2 separate regions of the Mus musculus genome follow, and region 2 is linked to region 1. A link is a loop called in an ENCODE intact Hi-C map of the cell type or tissue named here. Cell type or tissue: gastrocnemius. All regions are shown on one strand. Links, peaks and the distances in the headings refer to the core of each region. The heading gives the core; the rest is flanking DNA. Region 1 holds the start of Gm15104 (predicted gene 15104). Region 2 has its middle 8.2 kb from the start of Gm20153.

What was found. A loop is a pair of places that touch in the nucleus more often than their neighbours do. Peaks named below come from ENCODE experiments on the same cell type or tissue, not always from the same donor. Only the 100,000 strongest peaks of a DNase experiment are listed, where the experiment ranks them.
Region 2: a loop joins it to region 1, with 8 times the contacts of the local background. A loop is called at or near these places in 11 of 42 quality-filtered maps.

What each region holds. Positions count from the first base shown.
Region 1 is chrX:150,329,571-150,340,814 of GRCm38, forward strand. Gm15104 (predicted gene 15104) reads right to left here and starts at 6,722. Exons shown (of 3, transcript NM_001101501.2): 1 at 6,274-6,722; 2 at 3,423-3,561. In gastrocnemius, for the core only: no CTCF peak of the experiment used is centred there; no DNase peak of the experiment used is centred there.
Region 2 is chrX:150,179,917-150,191,160 of GRCm38, forward strand. No RefSeq gene overlaps it. Among named protein-coding and RNA genes, the nearest start is that of Gm20153, 8.2 kb to the left of the region's middle. In gastrocnemius, for the core only: no CTCF peak of the experiment used is centred there; no DNase peak of the experiment used is centred there.

The sequences.
Region 1 (11,244 bases), core at 1,219-9,218:
AGCCAGAAGCTGGAAAGAACCCAGATGCCCCTCAACAGAGGAATGGATACAGAAAATGTGGTACATCTACACAATGGAGTACTACTCAGCTATTAAAAAGAATGAATTTATGAAATTCCTAGCCAAATGGATGGACCTGGAGGGCATCATCCTGAGTGAGGTAACACATTCACAAAGGAACTCACACAATATGTACTCACTGATAAGTGGATATTAGCCCAAAACCTAGGATACCCAAGATATAAGATACAATTTGCTAAACACATGAAACTCAAGAAGAATGAAGACTGAAGTGTGGACACTATGCCCCTCCTTATAAGTGGGAACAAAACACCCATGGAAGGAGTTACAGAGACAACGTTTGGAGCTGAGACGAAAGGATGGACCATGTAGAGACTGCCATATCCAGGGATCCACCCCATAATCAGCTTCCAAACACTGACACCATTGCATACACTAGCAAGATTTTATCGAAAGGACCCAGATATAGCCGGGGCCTAGCAAACACAGAAGTGGATGCTCACAGTCAACTATTAGATGGATCACAGGGCTCCCAATGGAGGAGCTGGAGAAAGTACCCAAGGAGCTAAAGGGATCTGCAACCCTATAGGTGGAACAACATTATGAACTAACCAGTACCCCGGAGCTCTTGACTCTAGCTGCATATGTATCAAAAGATGGCCTAGTCGGCCATCACTGGAAAGAGAGGCCCATTGGGCATGCAAACTGTATATGCCCCAGTACAGGGGAATGCCAGGGCCAAAAAAAACAAAAAAAACAAAATGGGAATAAGTGGGTAGGGAAGTGGGGGGGAGGGTATGGGGGACTTTTGGGATAGCATTGGAAATGTAATTGAGGAAAATATGTAATAAAAATAAATTAATTAATTAAAAAAAAAGAAATGTGCTCAGAATCTCCTTTCCCTGGGCAGGACTGATCCAGGCTGGGTAAGATCAAGGACATGCATGAGTGTGACAGAGGTAATCGACAGAACTGCCATCAAATCTAGATCTTGAAGATGGTATAATCAAACACTCAGGAGACTGCTTCCACCAGGATTTGTTTTCAGATCAATTGACTGTGGGATATCAAGTGAGAAATTTGGGCTCTGAAGATCACATCTTTAGCAAAGCAGGACACAATGGAGAGGAGGACAAGTAGGTGTGTATATGATGGGAAATATGGATAGACTCATTGGGAGCAGACCCTGAAACTTCATCAGGGCAAGACCAGGATGAATCCTCTCCCATCCAACCATTGTACAGCAAATGTTCTGCCCGTTACCTGAACTTGTTTATAGGAAAAAGAAAGGATGAAGGGGAATCCCTAAGAAAGTCAAACTAGAAAACTTGTCACAAACAGAAGAGGATATGGCTGTGTCTGACAGTAAGCTAACTACCACGAGTTACTCCCAAGACCTACCTGTTGATGAAAATATTCACAGAGAGCACAGGTGGCAACCCATACACAAACACCCCCACTGCACAAGAATCTGAGGACTATTCTGAGTGAACACCTATGAACGACATTTCTTTTAGTAGCCATGAGGATGTTTGAGAGCAGAGAAACATAATACAAAAATGAAGCCTGGAATCAGCTATTCCCCATAACACCACAGAATTCTGTGGTCACTAACTCACCTACAAAGACTAGCATGCTCCACAAACAGTATACCTTAGGCCATGCTTCAAAAGTACAAAGAAACTCTCAAGAGACGAGGAATAACCCACCGTGTTTGCAGACAACCTATGCAGGAGCTAACGTCTCTCCTGTAGCAGATCTGTCCCTCAAAGCAGAGCTGTCTGTCCAACCATAAAACATCCCACTTTCAGACCACATGTGATTTATTGTTGTTCACGTTTGTCAAGGTGACATGTTTCTCCTACCTTGTAGATTTCTGCCCTTTGGTGTAGTTCATCTACTTCAAAGTGAGGAGGGCTAGTGAACCTTTTCCCTTTAGGAGACCTTCCCTTCTTTCCCAATTGCAGGTGAAACTTGTGTCATCTGTACTGCACAAGATTCATGCCTAATCTCACATTTCAAGTAGAGTCCACCTGCTTTCATGGGGTATGGATCTGATGCTCTCCTTCTCACCCTTACTCTCAAGAGAAATACATGAAAACATGAGATGACAGTCACTACTATGCGAGGGGGAAAGAGGGGTTTCAAAGATTTAATTAGATGATTCTGGAGTTGCCAATCTGTATAATTCTGATTTTCTCTGTATTCCTTTGCGAGACTATTAAATGTCCCTTTTCTGTATCTAAAGAGCCTGCAGGCCCTGCTGTGTGAGTGAAAAAGAGAGCACACTCTCTAGCCTCTCTCCTCATTGGAGGCAATACCAAGATATAGCTTTCACTGATGGTGTCTGTTGAGCACAACCAAAATTTACTACCAGGTCCCTCTCCTTGGAGGTCTCAGGTACAACATTAGTGGGGCCTGAAAGGATGTTGAGAGACTACCTACTGAGTTAGTACCCCACTTCTCCCCCTCTTTCTCATCTTTTCTTTGTTTTCTCTTTCCTTTATGACTTTTCTTCTCTTTTAGTTCTTTTCTCCTTTCTTCTTTTTCACTTGTCTTTTTATGTTCCTCTCTTGATCCCTCTATACCTCCTTACCTCTCCCATCATCCCTCCTTACCTCTCCCTCCCTCTATCTATCTCTGTCCCTCCCTCCCTCCCTTCCTCACTTCTTTCTTTCCTTCGGTTTCCCAGATAGCATTTTTCTGCATGTCCTGGTTGCCCAGGAGCTCACTTAGTAGATCCAGGCTGGCCTCAAAATCACAGACTTCTGCTTGCCTCTGCCTCTCAAGTGCTACCAGTTCTGAGTTCACATTACTTGAGTTTTTGTTTCAGCTGTGCCATTTGTAAACATGTGTCTACACCTTAGCTGTGCCATTGTATCTGTGTCTATGCACCACCATTTTTGACCTTGGATCTATGTTCCAGCTCCACCATTTGGAAGCATACATCTATCTGTGTCCAAGCCCTACCATTTATGAGCTTGTGTGTATGTCCCAGCTCACCATTTGTGAACTTGTGTCTATGCCATAGACCCAGAATGTTGGAGGACCTGCTGTGCTGCTTCTATCAGCACTGCAGTCATTTTGTGAAGCGGGGAGGGTCCCTAAGGGCCCCACATTGGAAGAATTCTTTGTGATAGTTGAGTGAAATTTGAAGCTCAACCACTTTGGACAGAGCCTGACACATACTAGAATCAAGAGATTTGCCTTTGCTCCTGGCAACTTCTGTCTGTGCAGAACACCCACACTGCCAGAGTCCTCTGTTTAAACTCAGAGCTATGAATCTGAAGGATTGAAAGGTCATCATCCTCTTCCTGCCCTCCAAAAGTGCCCTGAATTTCCATTCAGAATCATGGTCATTCTCACACTCTATGTTCAGGTCAGAACAAAGGTACACCTACCTCTTTGTGGGTCTTTCTCAATTATTTTGGCTGAAATGGTTGTCTAGGTATGTCTAGTAACAATGATTTCTTCAGAGTGCTTCTTATATTTCTTATTGGGAGGTGTTTGGAGTGACCGGTTGATACCTTTCAGAGGGCTCTGTAGGGAAATCAGAGTTAAACATTTTCTATGAATGCTACAACCCATCCATTGCTAAGGTATGCACTGAGTATGTGAGAAAAGTTTCCCTGTATCCAGTCACAAGCCTGGTGCACCCTAGTCCTCAGGAGAGTCTCTTCTTAGCACTTCTTGGGTGCAAGGCTCAGATTGGGGCCTGTGACCATATTTCTATACCAGGAAATGTCCCTATGAGATGAAGGTCTTGGAAATATGAATTGTGTATGTGCACCATCCCCATGTGCTACTTGACAAAGAACATGCCAGAGAGACACTTAACTCCCACACGTTGGGGTGGGGGAAGGGGTGCATTATAGAATTCTGTCTGCTGAAGTACAGACTTTTACCCTGGGGATGTAAGCAATTGTCACTCTCAGACTTTACTCATCTCTTTTCATTCACAATGATGGATATCTCTGTTCTTGTCCCACTCTACCCTTGTACATTCCTTACCTTCTCTTAGTATCTACTTAAGGAGCCTCTGGCCATATGTGAGATTCCATACTTCCTCCATATGGTGGGCACCTTGCCCTACACCTGCCATGGACTAAACATGGATGTTCTCCCTGAGGGTTAATACCCATCCTGCAAAATCCTATCCACATACAACCTTCAACTGGAAATCCAGAGCTCCCATAATGCCAAAAATCTCCTACCATTTGAGTTCATCAAATGCACAATGTGAACATGCACAAGAAAATGATGTCTCCTGGGTTTTCCTATATGTGCATTTCAGCTGCTGGACTCAGTTTAAAAAACTGCTTGACTCGATGCAGACTCCCACAGCCAAACACTGGGCACAGAAAGAGCCGCACTTGAAGATCTCAATTGGATTCCTCCCTTTGGAGCTCAGAGATGACAAGCTAAGAAGGAGAGACAGGATCTTAGGAGCCAGAGGAGTCAAGGACACTAAGAAAACCCACCCACAGAATTAACTAAGCAGGGCTCACAGGGGCTCACACAGATCAAAATGACAATCAGGAAGTCTGTATGGGTCAGGGCTTGGTCCTCTGAAAATGTAGATGTCAACTTTGTGATCTTGTGAGAGCCCTCAAACTGGGAGTGAAGGTGTCTCAGACTCTTTCCCTTGAGCTTGGGACTGCTTCCCTCCTACTGTGTTGTCTCTTCCAGCTGTGAGAAGGTTTGTTCCTGTTCATATGAATCTTGTTGTGCCATGTTCAGTTGATATCCCTGGGTGACCTGCTATATTCTCAGCCAGTACAGAGGAGGAGTAGACATAGGAGAGGGAGGAGGATGACCTGGGAGGAGGTGATTGAGGAATAAACAAGGTCCTGATGTATTCTTTGGAAGGAGAAGAGAGAAATAAATAGAAAAACAAAAAATGCTCACTAACATCTTGTATCTTTCTTAATTTCCCTTCTTACTTTCTCCATCACTACTAACTTGCTGATGAGGCCAGATAAAACTGGGAACACCTGTATGCTTTGTAATGTGGTTAGAATCTCTAATATCTTCACAAATCTAGTTGCCATCTCCCATACCAATGCATATGTCTGGTTAGCCAAGATATAGCAATCACTATTTATTGTGGACAATCTTGTTTAATCAATAGCCATAACAAGGATGTGAACACGTGCTTTCTAAATCCTCTGGCCATAACTTAAGCCTTCCAGGGCAAAGAGTATCTGATAGATTATGTCCAGGAAAATATACCTTTTCCTGTCCAATTGGTTTTCCATCAGTGCTGTGCCAATCAGCCACCCATACTATGACTTTAGGTCACTAAAATTTATTATATCCTCCTCTCTAAGATTCAGAAGGCCCTTTGGGATAGGCCATACACTCTGCCTTGGGTTAACAGGTCACAAGAAATATATCCTTAGTAAATCTCTTAGTAGAGGAGATCATGAAGAAGCTGACATGCCAGAGCTCACTCTGCCTGGTGTAGGAATTCAGCTCCTCCTACACTGTGGTGTCAGGACCCTGTACCATGCTGCCAAGCAGCTCAGGAGAGGGCTGGAGGGGCTCCCCAAGTTCGCTCCTGTGCTCTGCTTTCAGTCTTCTCCAGCACCCCCTCAATGCATTATCTTTCTGTGATGAGGTCAGGCCAGCTCTTGCTCCATGGTCCAACAGAGGCACTAAAGGGGTGCTCATAGATGTCTCAGTAGTGGCTGGCAGTTGCATTCTCTTCTGCTGACTGTTCTGGGAAAGTCCTGAGATATTTGACCTCTTCTCTAGTCAGTGACCCACATATATGTCTGTGATAGTTCTGATCATTCCTGGTGGACTTTTCTTCCCCAGACTTGGTTTCATTTTTTTTTTGAGAGGGCCTCACTGTGTAACCATAGCTGCCCTGAGCCTTACTGTATAGAACACACTGTCCATTAAATGCCTGCCTCTGTATCTTGATTTCTTGGAGGGCCAATTGTGGCCCATCAGATTTGGATATCTTTTGTGATGGGAGATGTAGTAAGATATGCAGCACAAACTTAGATATGGAGCCTCTATTATCACAGATTCAAATCTAATGGGTTCCCTCTAGCCATACAACCTGTGGAGGTCCAGTTTCTACAACCAGAGAAGGATCAAAGGTTCTCCACAGGGTTTGAGATCATTAGGTCATAGACATATCAGTAGAGAAAGGATACATCTCCTCCTTAGGGAGGCCACACTTACCTGATTAGCAAACATCAAATATGAGCCTGGTCTAGAGGAACCCAATTTTCTCCTCACCTGATTGTAGCAGACCACCTTTCACTGTCTCTGAACCCTGTCCCACACTGCCTGGATGCCGAGTGCTGCTTCAGTTCTTCCTGATACCAGATGTTGTCCAATGGAAGGTGGTCTTGGGAGTAGAGAGATAGCCGAGCTCTCAGAGCTGAGGATCTAGAGACAGTGCTGATAAGCTGGGCCCTCCTGCACAGATCTCTCAGGAACTGGTGTCTGAATGTGGCCAGAGCCTCTGCGGAGAAGTAAGATTCTTGAGAAGACTGGCTTTTTTCCTGCAGGGAGAGGGCAGTTAGAAAAAGTAGGAAAGACCAGGGGTCCCAATGGTGATCAGCTAGTTGCAGTGATGAACCAGCTATTTTTTTGTCTTTTCTTGGGAAATAAGTTCTACTCCTTGATTGAGGACTCAGAGATCATCAGCCCCCCATCCCATTCCCAGCCCAGATGGACAGTGTGGCAAGACTGGGGAAGCCCTGCCCAAGGCTCTGGTGTCTTGCTGGGAGTCATTGTGACAAAAGAAGTGTTTCCATGGTGCTCATTGTGACCTACCAGTACAGGAATGGAGAAACTGTTCATGAACTCTGTACTTGGGATGGTGGTTTAGGAGAAAATGTACATGGTTAAGGGCACTGAAAAGGACAGAGAATCTCTGTGTAATAGGCAGGGACTGCCTTTCTGTAGGAATCCACCACAGAGCACTAATTTCATTTGTTTCTTTTTTCTGCTTCTAAGAGTAACACACTGAAACTGCTCAGTGTTTCTTTCAGGCATCATCAAGCAGATTCAACTCTTAGCTTGCTGCTCAAACAAAGATGTATATCAATATGAATTCCTAGATATGTGTGTGTGTGAGTGTGTGTGTGTGTGTGTGTGTGTGTGTGTGTGAGTTTGTGTGTGTGAGTTTGTCTCTCTCTCTCTCTCTCTCTCTCTCTCTCTCTCTCTCTCTCTCTCTCTCTCTGTGTGTGTGTGTGTGTGTGTGTGTGTGTGAGTGTGTGTGTGTGTGAAGGGCCCATATAGACCAGACCAGCCTCAAACACCCTTTCTCTCCAAGATGCCCTTGATTCTGATCCTCCAGCACCAAGATCCCAAATGCCAGAATTAGAGGCCTGGCCCACCATGGCTGTGTTATATGGTACTGGGGATAAAAGCAAGAACTTCCTGCATGTATCATAGGCATCAGGGTATCAAAGGAAGTGCAGTCCCTGCCTCCAAATGGCTTTGTAGGTATAGAAATCAAGGGTTTCTTCACAAGAGTGCATACATGAATACCACTGTACTATTCCACAGGCTGCAGGGTCCTTGCTTGATCTCCTTTGACCTCCTCCTTAATCCCTTCCTTAGGAAAACAGAACCTTTGAGAAGGCAGGCATCATCTACGAGGGACAACATTACATTGCAACCAACTGATTGCAGCAGCATTAAGGTTATGCTCATTTTCTCCTTACCATTTCTGCTTGGCATCAGGAAGTGGAGCTTGGAGAACTGTGCCATACTGCACTCAGTGGAGGATAGAACAGGCCCTAGAAACTCCGTGCACAGCTAGGCAGGTTAGGTCTTAACTTTTGTGCTGTGCTGTCATCTGCTGTTGACTCCCAGCTCCACATCTGCATCTCCATCTTGGTGATGGTCCTCCGTTTCTAGTCTCCTCCCAGACTACTCTCATCTGACAATCTCACGGACCCTGGACACTATGCATCCACTTGAACTCATGCTCACCAAATATTTGTGAGCATGCATCTTCTCTATTCTCGGTAATTTTTGAAAGCCTCTACCACCTCCCAGACTGTCCCCACAGCCTTAAAATCCTTCACTGTTCCCACAGTCCTTTAGACAACCTGAATGCTATCAAAACCTGCCAATTCTTCTTACCCACTAATGCCCCTCTTCCCCTGTTTCACTCATCTTTGGGCAGGGAGTGAAACACCGGGAAGGCAGCTGCTATGCAGAGACCCCTTCTCAAAATGTTCTTGTCATTGCTACTTGAACAGAGCATGTTAGCATGTGTGGGGTGTGTATTTGAATGGGTATATGTATATATATATGTATATATATATATATATATATATATATATATATATATATACATATGTGTGTGTTTCTGTATCTGTGTGTATATGTATGTATGTATATGTATATATAATGTGTATGTGTGTACATATATGCATACATGTGAATATATATATATATATATACACACACACACACACACACACACACACACAAAATAGTTATCAATGTTTTCTACAGTAGACTAGAAGATCCATGTGCACAGTAGCCTCGAATCCACAGAAAACAGCAGTGGATGGGATGTTGAGTTAACGTTATCCCATTTGAAAAACAGATGTTGATAGGCTGTAGCCAAGTGTTGAGTTACGAAAACAGAATCCATTTTCACAGTATCCATGAAGTTGACCTAAACTGGAAGAAGGACAGAGGGGAAGGATGTGACACATTAGAGGAGTGGTCTGAGAAGGAAGCTTTGCCTTATCTCCACTGAACTATGATAGCACACCATCTCAGCAGTAGCTCTGTGCAAGAAGAGGCTGCTGATTTCAGGGAATGTGTTCCAGGCTCTCAGTGTGAAACGTGCAATGAAGGACCAGTTTCTCCTTTTCAATGTCATGTTTTACCTTTCCCTTAATATTTATGAAAAAGGTGGCAAGGAAACGAGTGAAAAGGGAAGAGGCCAATGTGATTGGAAAGACCAGAGAAACATTCTGCTCATGGAAACCATATCCTCACTAGCTGTCAAGGTTTTCATGACCTGCAGACAGCATACTGACTGTGGGTAAGAGAAAGTGCCACACCTGATGTTTAACACTCTGCTCCAGCAGCTGCGTGCCTGTTCAGTGACATTCCCAGGAAGGAGAGAAGAATCTGTATGACAGGTTCAGAGACACAAGGAGCCCTTACCCATTTCATTCATATCCTCAGTATACAACACATTTGCTCATGGCAGCAAATGTCTCTGCTCCCAGTGGTGGACATTTAAAAAGCTTGCCTGTGACATGTTCACTCACAGTCTGTCATTTTCAAACCACTTACACAAGCCATCTACTTGTGGAGAGGAACATAGAATTTAAAAAAGGAGGTGATGCTGATCCTGTGTTAGCATTGAAGCTCGTTTCCCTAGTCACAGGTAACCCAGAACTTCATGTGCACCAGCATCCTCCTCCTCAGGCTCACTGTCTGTCTTGTGGCCTGGGGTTATAATGGGCACCTAGGAACTACTATGAATTCTAAAGGAAAGAAAAAAAGCATCAAATCCTCACTTGGCTTCTGAACACAATCACAGATAAGGTTGAAAGTCTGGCATCTTGGTATTATTGCCTGTCTGTCTCTCAATCAATGCATCGCTTTATATGTTTCACTTCCTTTGTTTAGACACCTGCCTCCCTCGGTTTATCTAGGATAGCCATTCAGTGACTGCCTGGCTAAAAGACCAATTCCTACCTAACCCTATCTTTGCCACTATTGAGGCTGCAGGCCCAGATGAAGTCATTGTCCTCAACCTCTATGTGTATGCAATACAGCCTTGTATTCTAGGAAGAGGAGAGCCTCATGGCACAAGCACTCATCCACACACTTGAGGCCAGTGATTCACAATGACAAGGCTGTACATCTCACAGGAGCCAGTTACATATCCAATGCCTGTGGCATTCTAATGATGTCTGCAGTTGCTCTTGCAGTTTCAGACCTGAGAAGACAATCTGAGCTTCAATTCCGGCCAGGATGTCTTACATATGTTTAGATCTGGGCTGCTTTCCCCAGTTATTCAGCTCTATAAGCTTAAAGCTGAAGGCAGGGGAATGACCCCATGGCCAGGAAAACTTCCCAATATGACCTGGAGATCTCTCTCTCTCTCTCTCTCTCTCTCTCTCTCTCTCTCTCTCTCTCTCTCTCTCTCTCTCTCTCTGCTCTTCAAGTGGTACTGGGCTGTATAGCTGAGCCTAGACTTTGAAGTGGTTGTTTTTGTAGTGTTTACTCTAAACTCTGATGACATAGGGATGGGTGTATCTCCACACCTCCTATCCAAAGCTACAGGATGAAGACTGGAGTTCATTTTCAAAGTATTAATCAGTTCTAACATAAGGACCACCAGGCAGCTACCTATCCAGTATGTCCTCTCAAACACCCCATTATTAAATGTACCTTACACCTGCCACAACCCAAAGTTCTTTGGACTAGTTAGGCCAGGAGAATATTTCTTGGATTTGGACATTCAAATGCCTTTTTTTTTCCTCAAAAGCTTGTGACATAAAAGAAAACAGGTAGTTTGATTGCAGGCTTTCTCTTCCCTGTGTGTCCCCTTGACTCATTCTCTAACTATCTCCTCAAGTCCTGGAATACCACACAAGCTTCAACCTTCCTTCCCTCTGGGAGGATCCCACAGATCATTACCTCCTAGTCTCCCTCTCCCCACTGGTGGATGTGTCTCGACCTCCAACTCCAGCAAGCTCTCCTAAATCATAAGTGGCACTTGCCAGAATACACAGTATTGAGTGGACTGCCCACAGACCTTTTCCACTCTGTTCCTAAGACATGAGACTGAATCTTCTAGGATCATAGCCAGCTCTGGTACAAAACACAGGTTCTAGTTTCCCCTGGTCTTCATAACCCTATCTGCTGCTGATCTCACCATGCATCTCCTCTTTACCTCATTCCCCACTTGCTGCTTTGTCCCAAACCTCAACTCTAGCAATCACTTCCTGATAAGCCAACGGCATCAACAAGAAGGCCCACAACTCTAACACTGATCTTAAGATCCAATCCCACCAGTCCCTTTCCTGATTCTGTAGCAAGAAACCTAATGTGTCTGCTTTCCCTATCTGACCCCATGCCCAGTGGATCATAGATACATTCAGTCCCCTACTTTCCCTTCCCCAACTCTTCTCTCTACCCCAGCCTCCAAACAAAGCAGGCATCCCCTGTGAACATACCAGATGAACAGATCAAGAAAATAAACCACACACAGCC
Region 2 (11,244 bases), core at 1,831-9,830, 150 kb before region 1:
CCTGCCTCCCTCGGTTTACCTAGGATAGCTATTAAGTGACTGCCTGTCTAAAAGACCCATTCCTTCCTAACCCTATATTTGCTCCCATTGAGGCTGCAGGCCCAGATGAAGTCATTGTCCTCAACCTCAAGCCTTGTATTCTAGGAAGAGGAGAGCCTCACAGCACAAGCACTCATCCACACACTTGAGGCCAGTGATCCACAATGACAAGGCTGTGCATCTCAAAGGAGCCTGGTCCACGTCAAGTGCCTTTGGAATTCTAATTAAATCTGCAGTTGCTCTTACAATTTCAGACCTGAAAAGACAATCTGATCTTCAGGTCAGGCCAGGATGTCTCACATGTGGTTAGACCTTGGCTGCTTTCCCAAGTTATTAATCTCTTTAAACTTAAAGTTTAAGGCAGAACAATGACACCTGGCCAAGAAACCTTTATATCTTTCTCTTCCCAATATGACCTGGATCTCTCTCTCTGTTTCTCTCTCTGTCTCTCTGTCTCTGTCTCTGTCTCTCTCTCTCTTTCTCATCTCTTCAAGTGGTACTGAGCTGTGTAGCTGAGCCTAGAAGTGGTTGTTTCTGTAGTGTTTACTCTAAACTCTGGTGACAGTAGGGATGGGTGTATCTCCATGCCTCCCATCCAAAGCTACAGGATGAAGACTGGAGTTCATTCTCAAAGTATCAATTAGTTCTAACATATGGACCACCAGGTAGCTACCTACCCAGTATATTCTCTCAAACATACCATTGTTAAATGTACCCCACAACCCAAAGTTCTTTGGACTAGTTAGGCCAGGAGAATGTTTCTTGGATTTGGACATTCACATGACTTTTTTTTTCTCAAAAGCTTGTGACATAAGAGAAAACAAGTAGTGTGATTGCAGGCTTTCTCTTCCCTGTGTGTCCCCTTGACTCATTCTTTAACTCTCTTCTCCAGCCCTGGAATACCAAACAAGCTGCAACCTTCCTTTCCCCTGGGAAGATCCCAGAGATCATTACCTCCTAGTCTCCCTCATCCCACTGGTGGATGTGTCTCGACCTCCATCTCCAGCAGGCTCTGCTAAACCATAAGTGGCACTTGCCAGAAAACCCAGTATCGAATGGACTGATCAGAGACCTTTTCCACTCTGTTCCAAAGATGAGACTGAATCTTCCAGGATCATAGCCAGCTCTGCTACAGAACACAGGTTCTAGTCTCCCCTGGTCTTCATAACCCTATCTGCTGCTGATCTCACCATGCATTGCCTCTTAACTTCAGTCCCCACTTGCCCAAACCTGAACTCTAGCAGTCACTTCCCGATAAGCCAAAGGCAGCAATAAGAAGGCCCACAACTCTACTACTGATCTTGAGATCCAATGCCAACAGTCTATTCCATGGCTCTGTAGAAGGAAACCTGATGTATCTGCTTTCTCTATCTAACCCCATGCCCAGTGGATCATAGATTCATTCATTCCCCTACATTACCTTCCCCAACTCTTCTCTATACCCCAGCTTCCAGACAAAGCAGGCATCCCCTTTGAACATAACAGATGATCAGATTAAGAAAATAAGCAACACATAGCCACCACACTTGCTGAAAATCCAGAGAGAAAACTGAAAGCAAAGAACAAAACACCTGATCAATTACAAAAAAAGCAGATAGCAGCCTCAACAATTACAATTTTCCCAGTGCCAGCCTATGGATCAAAAAAGGGGTCCGGTGTCCTATCAGGGCTAAGGCCTCTGGGCTAGGCGAAAGCAGAGAGTTTGACTGTGTGCCCTACCACAAAAACCCCAGGTAGACGTCGGGTTGTGAGAAGACACAGGAATCAGGGTTGGGAAAGGTACAGTCTGAAGTCCCCATGGACATGCAAGAGTCAGTCTCAGAATCTCGGGCACCAGGGATGCAGCTGGGTACCAGGGAGCACTGGTTCTGGGATCACTGGGCTGGAAGGAGACCAGAGGCATCAGGTTCTCAGTCTTGGACATCACAGACACCATGAATGTTGGGGAAGACCTGAGAATGAAGTAGGAGGGCACTGGTTGGCCCTGAACATTTCCCAAAGGGAAAGGGACAGGGAGGAGAGAGCTCCAGCTGAGTCATGTGACTTGGTTGCTGGTGGGTTGTTTTGGTGGCAGCTATAGCTGGAGGGTAGGAAGGCCACAGGCAGGAGGTTAGATGAGGCTCATTAAGGGAAGACCTGCTACATTGCTCCAGCAGGGCAGATTCCAACGAGAAGAGAAGGTCCATCGTTTTAAGGCATTTATTGTAGAAAGGCAGAGATATGGAGAGAGTAGAGAAGCAGAGGTGACGTAGGGAGGAAAGGAAGGAAAAAACAGAGAGATGGGGAGCAAGGGACCAGGGTAAAAAGATTAAGAGCAAGAGAATAAGAGAGGGAGCCAAAGGCAAACATCCCCTTTCATAGTGGTTCAGGCCTACCTAGGTGACTAGGGAGTGGGTGTAACTGTGGATGTGGAGTTCAGACAGAATACCAGGAGTTTGGATCATTGCCTACACAACTGATGGCCACACACCTCTCTGCTTAGGGTGGATAAGCTGTGGGAGGCTGTAGTTGCAACAGGAACCAGGGTCCCAGGAGGAATGGCTGGACACCTGCTATCACTTAGGGTCACCAGGTTCAAGGCCTGTGCTGAACAGGAACCAGGCTGTCAATGCGCAGCTCACCATAGACACCAGCCAGATGTGGAGACACCAGGGTAAAAACGAAATGAGCAACACTGAGCGTGGTATGTCTCCATTTGAGCCCAGCTATCCTACCACAGGAGGCCCTGATATCCCAAAGACCTGAAGCACAAGAAAATACCTTAAAACTGCCTTTGTTGGTGTGATAGGAGTCCTTGAAGAGGCAATGCAAAAATACCTTTACAAATCTAGGAAAATATCAACAGTGGAAGAAAATGTTTAGAACTGCTTAAAACCTAAACTAGGAAATAGAATCAGTGAGGAAAATTCAAACCGATGAAATTGTAAAAATGAAAAATATAGGAATTGAAACACCAAGCTTCATTAACAGAATATAAGAAATATAAGAGAGAACTTCTGGTGTCAAAGACACACTAGCAAATATGTACATCAGTCAAAGAAAATGTTAAATCTAAAAATAAGCTCCTGACATGAAACATCCAGGAAATCTGAGACACTATGAAGACATCAAACCTGTAAATAATGGGTAAAGAGGAGGAAGAAGAAAGCCAGGGCAAAGGCCCAGAAACTTTTTTCCACAAAATAGAAGAAAATTTCCTTAAGCTAAAAATGGTGAGGCCTATAAAGTTACAAGACACATATATTTCCACCAGAACATAATAATAACCTAGGGAAAAAACAATGGTTTAGACATGAAACTTTTTAAAAGATATTTTCTTTATTTCTATTTCAAATGTTATCCCCTTTCCTAGTTTCCCCTCTGAAAATCCCCTATCCCCTGCCTAAAGCCTCTGATCCCCAACCCATCCACTCCCATTCCTGGTCCTAGAACTCCCTTATACTGGGGCATAGAGCCTTCACAGGACCAAGAGCTTCTCCTCCCATTGATGACCGACTAGACCATCCTCTTCTACAAATACAGCTACAGCCACAAGTTCCACCATGTATTTTCTTTGATTGGTGGTATAGTTCCAAGGAGTTATGAGGGTACCAATTAGTTCATATTGATGTTCCTTCTATGGGGCTTCACACCCCTTTAGCTCCCTGGGTATTTCTCTGGCTCATTTATTGGGGACCTTGTGCTCTGTCCAATGTATGACTATGAGCATCCACTTCTGTATTTGCCAGGAACTGTCAGAGCCTCAAAGGAGACAGGTATATCAGGCTCCTGGCAGCAGGCTCTTGTTGGCATCTACCAAGGCTCTCGGTTGGTGGTGTTTATAGAATGGATCCCCAAGCGGGGCAGCCTCTGGATGGTTGTTTCTTCAGGATCTGCTCTGGACTTTGTCTCTATAACTCCTTCCATGAGTATTTTGTTCCCCATTCTAAGAAGGAAGGAAGTATCCACACTTTCTTCTTCCTTCTTCTTGAATTTCATGTGTTTTGGAAATTGTACCTTGGATATTCTAAGTATTTGGGCTAATATCAACTTATCAGTGATTCCATATCATGTGTGTTCTTTTGAGACTGGGTTACCTCACTCAGGATGATATACTCCAGATCCATCCATTTAGCTAAGAATTTCATGAATTCATTGTTTTTATTAGCTGAATAATACTCTAATGTGTAAATGTACCACATTCTCTGTATCCATTCTTCTGTTTAGTCACATCTGGGTTCTTTTCAGCTTCTGGTGGTTATAAATAAGGATGCCATGAACATAGTGGAAGATGTGTCCCTATTACATGTTGGAGCATATTCTGGGTATATGGCCAGGAGAGGTAATGCTGGATCTTCCTATAGTACTATGTCGAATTTTTTGAGGAACCACCAAATTGATTTTCAGATTGGATGTACCAGCTTAGAACCCTACTAGCAATGGAGAAGTGTTCCTCTTTCTCCACATGCTCACCAGCATATGCTGTCACCTGAATTTTTGATCTTAGCCATTCTGACTGGTGTGCAGTAGAATCTCAGGGTTGTTTTGATTTGCATTTCCCTGATGATTAAGGATGTTGAACATTTTTTCAGGTGCTTCACAGCCATTTTGTACTCCTCAGATGAGAATTTTTGTTTAGCTCTGTACTCCATTTTTTAATAGGCTTATTTGATTTTCTGGAGTCCATCTTCTTAAGTCTTTATATATATTGGATATTATTCCCGTATCTGATTTATGATTGGTAAAGTTCCTCTCCAAATGTTTTGGTGGCCTTTTTGTCTTATTTAGAGTGTATATTCCCTTACAAAAGCTTTGCAGTTTTATGACATCCCATTTGATGATTATCGATCTTACAGCACAAGTCATTGCTGTTCTGTTCAGGAATTTTTCCTCTGTGCCCGTATCTTCTAGGTTTTTCCCCACTTTCTCCTCTATAAGTTTCAGCGACTCTGATATTATGTGGAGTTCCTTGATCCACTTAGACTAGAATTTTGTACAAGGAGATAAGAACGGATTAATTCTCATTATTCTATGTGATTATCACCAGTTGTGCCAGCACCATTTGTTGACAATGCTGTCTTTTTTCCACTACATAGTTTTAGCTCCCTTGTCAAAGATCAAGTGACCATAGGTGTGTGGGTTCATTTATGGGTCTCCAGTTCTATTCCATTGATCTTCCTGTCTTTCGTTGTACCAGTACCATGCAGTTTTTTATCACAATTACTCTGTAGTACAGCTGTAGGTCAGGCATAGTGATTCCACAAGAGGTTCTTCTATTGTTGAGAATAGTTTTTACTATCGTTGTTTTTTATATTTATCCAGATGAATTTACAAACTGCAGATTCTAACTCTGTGAAAAATTGAGTTGGGATTTTGATGGGGATTGCATTGAATCTGTAGATTGCTTTTGGAAAGATAGCCATTTTTACTATATTAATCCTGCCAATCCCTGAGCATGGGAGATCTTTCCATCTTCTGAGGTCATCTTCAATTACTTTCTTCAGAGATTTGAAGAGCCTATCATAGAGATCTTTTACTTCCTAAGTTAGAGTCACAGTCAGGTATTTTATATTATATGTGATTATTGTGAAGGGGTTTTCCCCCTAATTTCTTTCTCACCCTGTTTATTCTTAGTGTAGAGAAAGGCCACTTATTTCTTTGAGTTAATTTTATAACCACCTACTTTACTGAAGCTGTTTATCTGGATTAGGACTTCTCTGGTGAAATTTTTGGCATCACTTATATATACCAACATATCATCTGCAAATAGTGATATTTTCACTTCTTCCTTTCCAATTTGTATCCCATTGACCTCCTTTTGTTGTCTAAATGCTGTGGCAAGGACTTCGTGTAGTATATTGAATAAGTAGGGAGAAAGTAGACAGCTTTGTCTAGTCCCTGATTTTAGAGGGATTGCTACAGCTTTTCTCCATTTAGTTTGATGTTGGCTACTGATTTGCTGTATATTGCTTTTATTATGTTTAGGTATGGGCCTTGAATTCCTGATCTTTCCAAGACTTTTATGATGAATGGGTGTTGGATTTTGTCAAATGATTTCTCAGCATCTAACAAGAGGATCATGTGGTTTTTTATTTTGAGTTTGTTCATATATTGTATTAGGTTGATGGATTTCTGTATATTAAATCATCCCTGCATCCCTGGGATGAAGACTAAGTGATCATGATGGATGATCGTTTTATTGTGTTTTTGGATTCGGTTTGCGAGAATTTTATTGAGTATTTTTGCATCAATATTGTTAAGGAAAATTGGTCTGAAGTTCTCTTTGTTTGTTGGGTCTTTATGTGGTTTAGGTATCAGAATAATTGTGGCTTAATAGAATGAATTGGGTATAGGACCTTCTGTTTCTATTTTGTGAAATAGTTTGAGGAGAATTGGAATTAGGTCTTCTCTGAAATTCTGATAATAGAACTCTCCACTAAACACATCTGGTCCTGGGAGGTTTTTTTTTTTGTTGTTGTTGTTGTTGTTTTGTTTTCTTTGTATTTTTGTTTTTGTTTTTTTTTTTGTTTTTGTTTTTTTGTTTGGGAGACTGTTAATGACTATGTCTATATCTTTAGGGGATATGGAATGTTTAGGTCATTATTCTGACCCTGATTTAAACTTCGTAACTGGTATCTGTCTTGAAATTTGTCCATTTCATCCAGGTTTTCCAGTTTTGTTGAGTATAGCCTTTAGTAGTAGTATATGATGATGTTTTGTATTTCTTCATACTCTGTTGTTATGTCTCCCTTTTCATTTCTGATTTTGTTAATTAGGATATTGTCCCTGTGCCCTCTACTTAGTCTGGCTAACAGTTTATTTATCTTGTTGATTTTTTCAAGGAACCAGCTCCTTTTTTGTTTGATTCTTTGGTTAGTTCTTTTTGTTTCCAATTGATTGATTTCATTCCTTTGATTGATTATTTCCTGCCTCTTGGGTGAGTTGGCTTGGGTGAAGTTGCTAGTTTATGCTCTCTCTAGATATTTTTTCCTTTTTTTCTTTCTTTCTTTCTTTCTTTGTTTCTTTCTTTCTTTTTTTTTTTTTTTGGCACTCAGAGCTATGAGTTTCCTCTTAGAAATGCTTTTATTGTGTCCTACTAGTTTGGGTATGTTGTATCTTCATTTTCCTTAAAGTCTAAAAAGTCTTTAATTTCTTTATTTCTTCCTTGACTAAGATATCATTGAGTATTGTTCAGCTTCCACGTGAATGTTGGCTTTCTTTTATTTATGTAGTTATTGAAGAACAGCCTTAGTCCGTGGTGATCTTATACGATGCATGGGACAATTTCAGTATTTTTGTATCTGTTGAGTACTATTTTGTGACCAATTATATAGTCAGTTTTTGAAAAGGTACCATGAGGACCTGGGGCACAAGCCCCTTCCGCTCCACTCGAGCCCCGAGGTACCTTGCCAGCAGAGTCGCCCAACACCTGCAAGGGCCCACACAGGATTCCCCACGGGATGCTCAGACCTCTAGTGAGTGGAACACAACTTATGCCAGGAGTCCAGTTCAAACACCAGATATCAGGGTACCTTCCCTGCAAGAAAAGAGCTTGCCTGCAGAGAATACTCTGCCCACTGAAACTAAGGAGAGTGCTACCCTCCCAGGTCTGCTTATAGAGGCTAACAGAGTCACCTAAAGAAAAAGCTCTTAACAGAGACGACTATAACAGCTAGCTTCAGAGATTACCAGATGGCGAAAGGCAAACATAAGAATCCTACTAACAGAAATCAAGACCACTCACCATCATCAGAACGCAGCACTCCCACCCCACCTAGTCCTGGACACCCCAACACAACCGAAAATCTAGATCCAGATTTAAAAACATTTCTCATGATGATGATAGAGGACATCAAGAAGGACTTTCATAAGTCACTTAAAGAATTACAGGAGAGCACTGCTAAAGAGTTACAGGCCCTTAAAGAAAAGCAGGAAAACACAGCCAAACAGGTAAAAGTCCTTAAAGATAAACAGGAAAACACATCCAAACAGGTGATTGAAATGAACAAAACCATACTAGAACTAAAAAAGGAAGTAGAAACAATAAAGAAAACCCAAAGCGAGGCAACGCTGGAGATAGAAACCCTAGGAAAGAGATCTGGAACCATAGATGCGAGCATCAGCAACAAAATACAAGAAATGGAAGAGAGAATCTCAGGTGCAGAAGATTCCATAGAGAACATCGACACAACAATCAAAGAAAATACAAAATGCAAAAGGATCCTAACTCAAAACATCCAGGAAATCCAGGACACAATGAGAAGACCAAACCTACGGATAATAGGAATTGATGAGAATGAAGATTTTCAACTTAAAGGGCCAGCTAATATCTTCAACAAAACAATAGAAGAAAACTTCCCAAACATAAAGAAAGAGATGCCCATGATCATACAAGAAGCCTACAGAACTCCAAATAGACTGGACCAGAAAAGAAAATCCTCCTGACACATAATAATCAGAACAACAAATGCACTAAATAAAGATAGAATATTAAAAGCAGTAAGGGAGAAAGGTCAAGTAACATATAAAGGAAGGCCTATCAGAATTACACCAGACTTTTCACAAGAGACTATGAAAGCCAGAAGAGCCTGGACAGATGTTATACAGACACTACGAGAACACAAATGCCAACCCAGGCTACTATACCGGCCAAACTCTCAATTACCATAGATGGAGAAACCAAAGTATTCCACGACAAAACCAAATTCACAAAATATCTTTCCACGAATCCAGCCCTTCAAAGGATAGTAACAGAAAAGAAACAATACAAGGACAAAAATCACGCCCTAGAACAAGCAAGAAAGTAATACCTCAACAAACCAAAAAGAAGACAGCCACAAGAACAGAATGCCAACTCTAACAACAAAAATAAAAGGAAGCAACAATTACTTTTCCTAAATATCTCTTAATATCAATGGACTCAATTCCCAAATAAAAAGACTTAGACTAACAGACTGGCTAAATAGACAGGACCCAAATTTCTGCTGCTTACAGGAAACCCACCTCAGGGAAAAAGACAGACACTACCTCAGAGTGAAAGGCTGGAAAAAAATTTTCCAAGCAAATGGACTGAAGAAACAAGCTGGAGTAGCCAATCTAATATCGGATAAAATCGACTTCCAACCCAAAGTTATCAAAAAAGAAAAGGAGGGACACTTCATACTCATCAAAGGTAAAATCCTCCAAGAGGAACTCTCAATTCTGAATATCTATGCTCCAAATGCAAGGGCAGCCACATTCATTAAAGACACTTTAGTAAAGCTCAAAGCACACATTGCACCTCACACAATAATAGTGGGAGACTTCAACACACCACTTTCATCAATGGACAGATCGTGGAAAGAGAAACTAAACAGGGACACAGTGAAACTAACAGAAGTTATGAAACAAATGGACCTGACAGATATCTACAGAACATTTTATCCTAAAACAAAAGGATATACCTTCATCTCAGCACCTCACGGGACCTTCTCCAAAACTGACCATATAATTGGTCACAAAACAGGCCTCAACAGATACAAAAATATTGAAATTGTCCCATGCATCTTTTCAGACCACCATGGACTAAGGCTTATCTTCAATACCAACATAAATAATGGAAAGCCAACATTCACGTGGAAACTAAACAACACTCTTTCAATGATATCTTGGTCAAGGAAGGAATAACGAAAGAAATTAAAGACTTTTTAGAGTTTAATGAAAATGAAGCCACATCATACCCAAACCTATTGGACACAATGAAAGCATTTCTAAGAGGGAAATTCATAGCTCTGAGTGCCTCCAAGAAGAAACAGGAGAGAGCACATACTAGCAGCTTGACAACACATCTAAAAGCTCTAGAAAAAAGGAAGCAAATTCACCCAAGAGGAGTAGACAGCAGGAAATAATCAAACTCAGGGGTGAAATAAACCAAGTGGAAACAAGAAGAACTATTCAAAGAATTAACCAAACAAGGACTTGGTTCTTTGAGAAAATCAACAAGATAGACAAACCCTTAGCTAGACTCACTAAAGGGCACAGGGACAAAATCCTAATTAACAAAATCAGAAATGAAAAGGGAGACATAACAACAGATTCTGAAGAAATCCAAAACACCATCAGATCCTTCTACAGAAGGCTATACTTAACAAAACTGGAAAACCTGGATGAAATGGACAAATTTCTGGACAGATACCAGGTACCAAAGTTGAATCAGGATCAAGTTGACCATCTAAACAGTCCCATATCACCTAAAGAAATAGAAGCAGTTATTAATAGTCTCCCAGCCAAAAAAAGCCCAGGACCAGACGGGTTTAGTGCAGAGTTCTATCAGACCTTCAAAGAAGATCTAATTCCAGTTCTGCACAAACTATGTCACAAAATAGAAGTAGAAGGTACTCTACCCAACTCATTTTATGAAGCCACTATTACTCTGATACCTGAACCACAGAAAGATCCAACAAAGATAGAGAACTTCAGACCAATTTCTCTTATGAATATCGATGCAAAAATCCTCAATAAAATTCTCGCTAACCGAATCCAAGAACACATTAAAGCAATCATCCATCCTGACCAAGTAGGTTTTATTCCAGGGATGCAGGGATGGTTTAATATACGAAAATCCATCAATGTAATCCATTATATAAACAAACTCAAAGAAAAAAAACCACATGATCATCTTGTTAGATGCAGAAAAAGCATCTGACAAGATCCAACACCCATTCATGATAAAAGTTTTGGAAAGATCAGGAATTCAAGGCCCATACCTAAACATGATAAAAGCAACCTACAGCAAACCAGTAGCCAACATCAAAGTAAATGGAGAGAAGCTGGAAGCAATCCCACTAAAATCAGGGACTAGACAAGGCTGCCCACTTTCTCCCTACCGTTTCAACATAGTACTTGAAGTATTAGCCAGAGCAATTCGACAACAAAAGGAGATCAAGGGGATACAAATGGGAAAAGAGGAAGTCAAAATATCACTTTTTGCAGATGATATGATAGTATATATATAAGTGACCCTAAAAATTCCACCAGAGAACTCCTAAACCTGATAAACAGCTTTGGTGAAGTAGCTGGATATAAAATTAACTCAAACAAGTCAATGGCCTTTCTCTACACAAAGAATAAACAGGCTGAGAAAGAAATTAGGGAAACAACACCCTTCTCAATAGTCACAAATAATATAAAATATCTCGGCGTGACTCTAACTAAGGAAGTGAAAGATCTGTATGATAAAAACTTCAA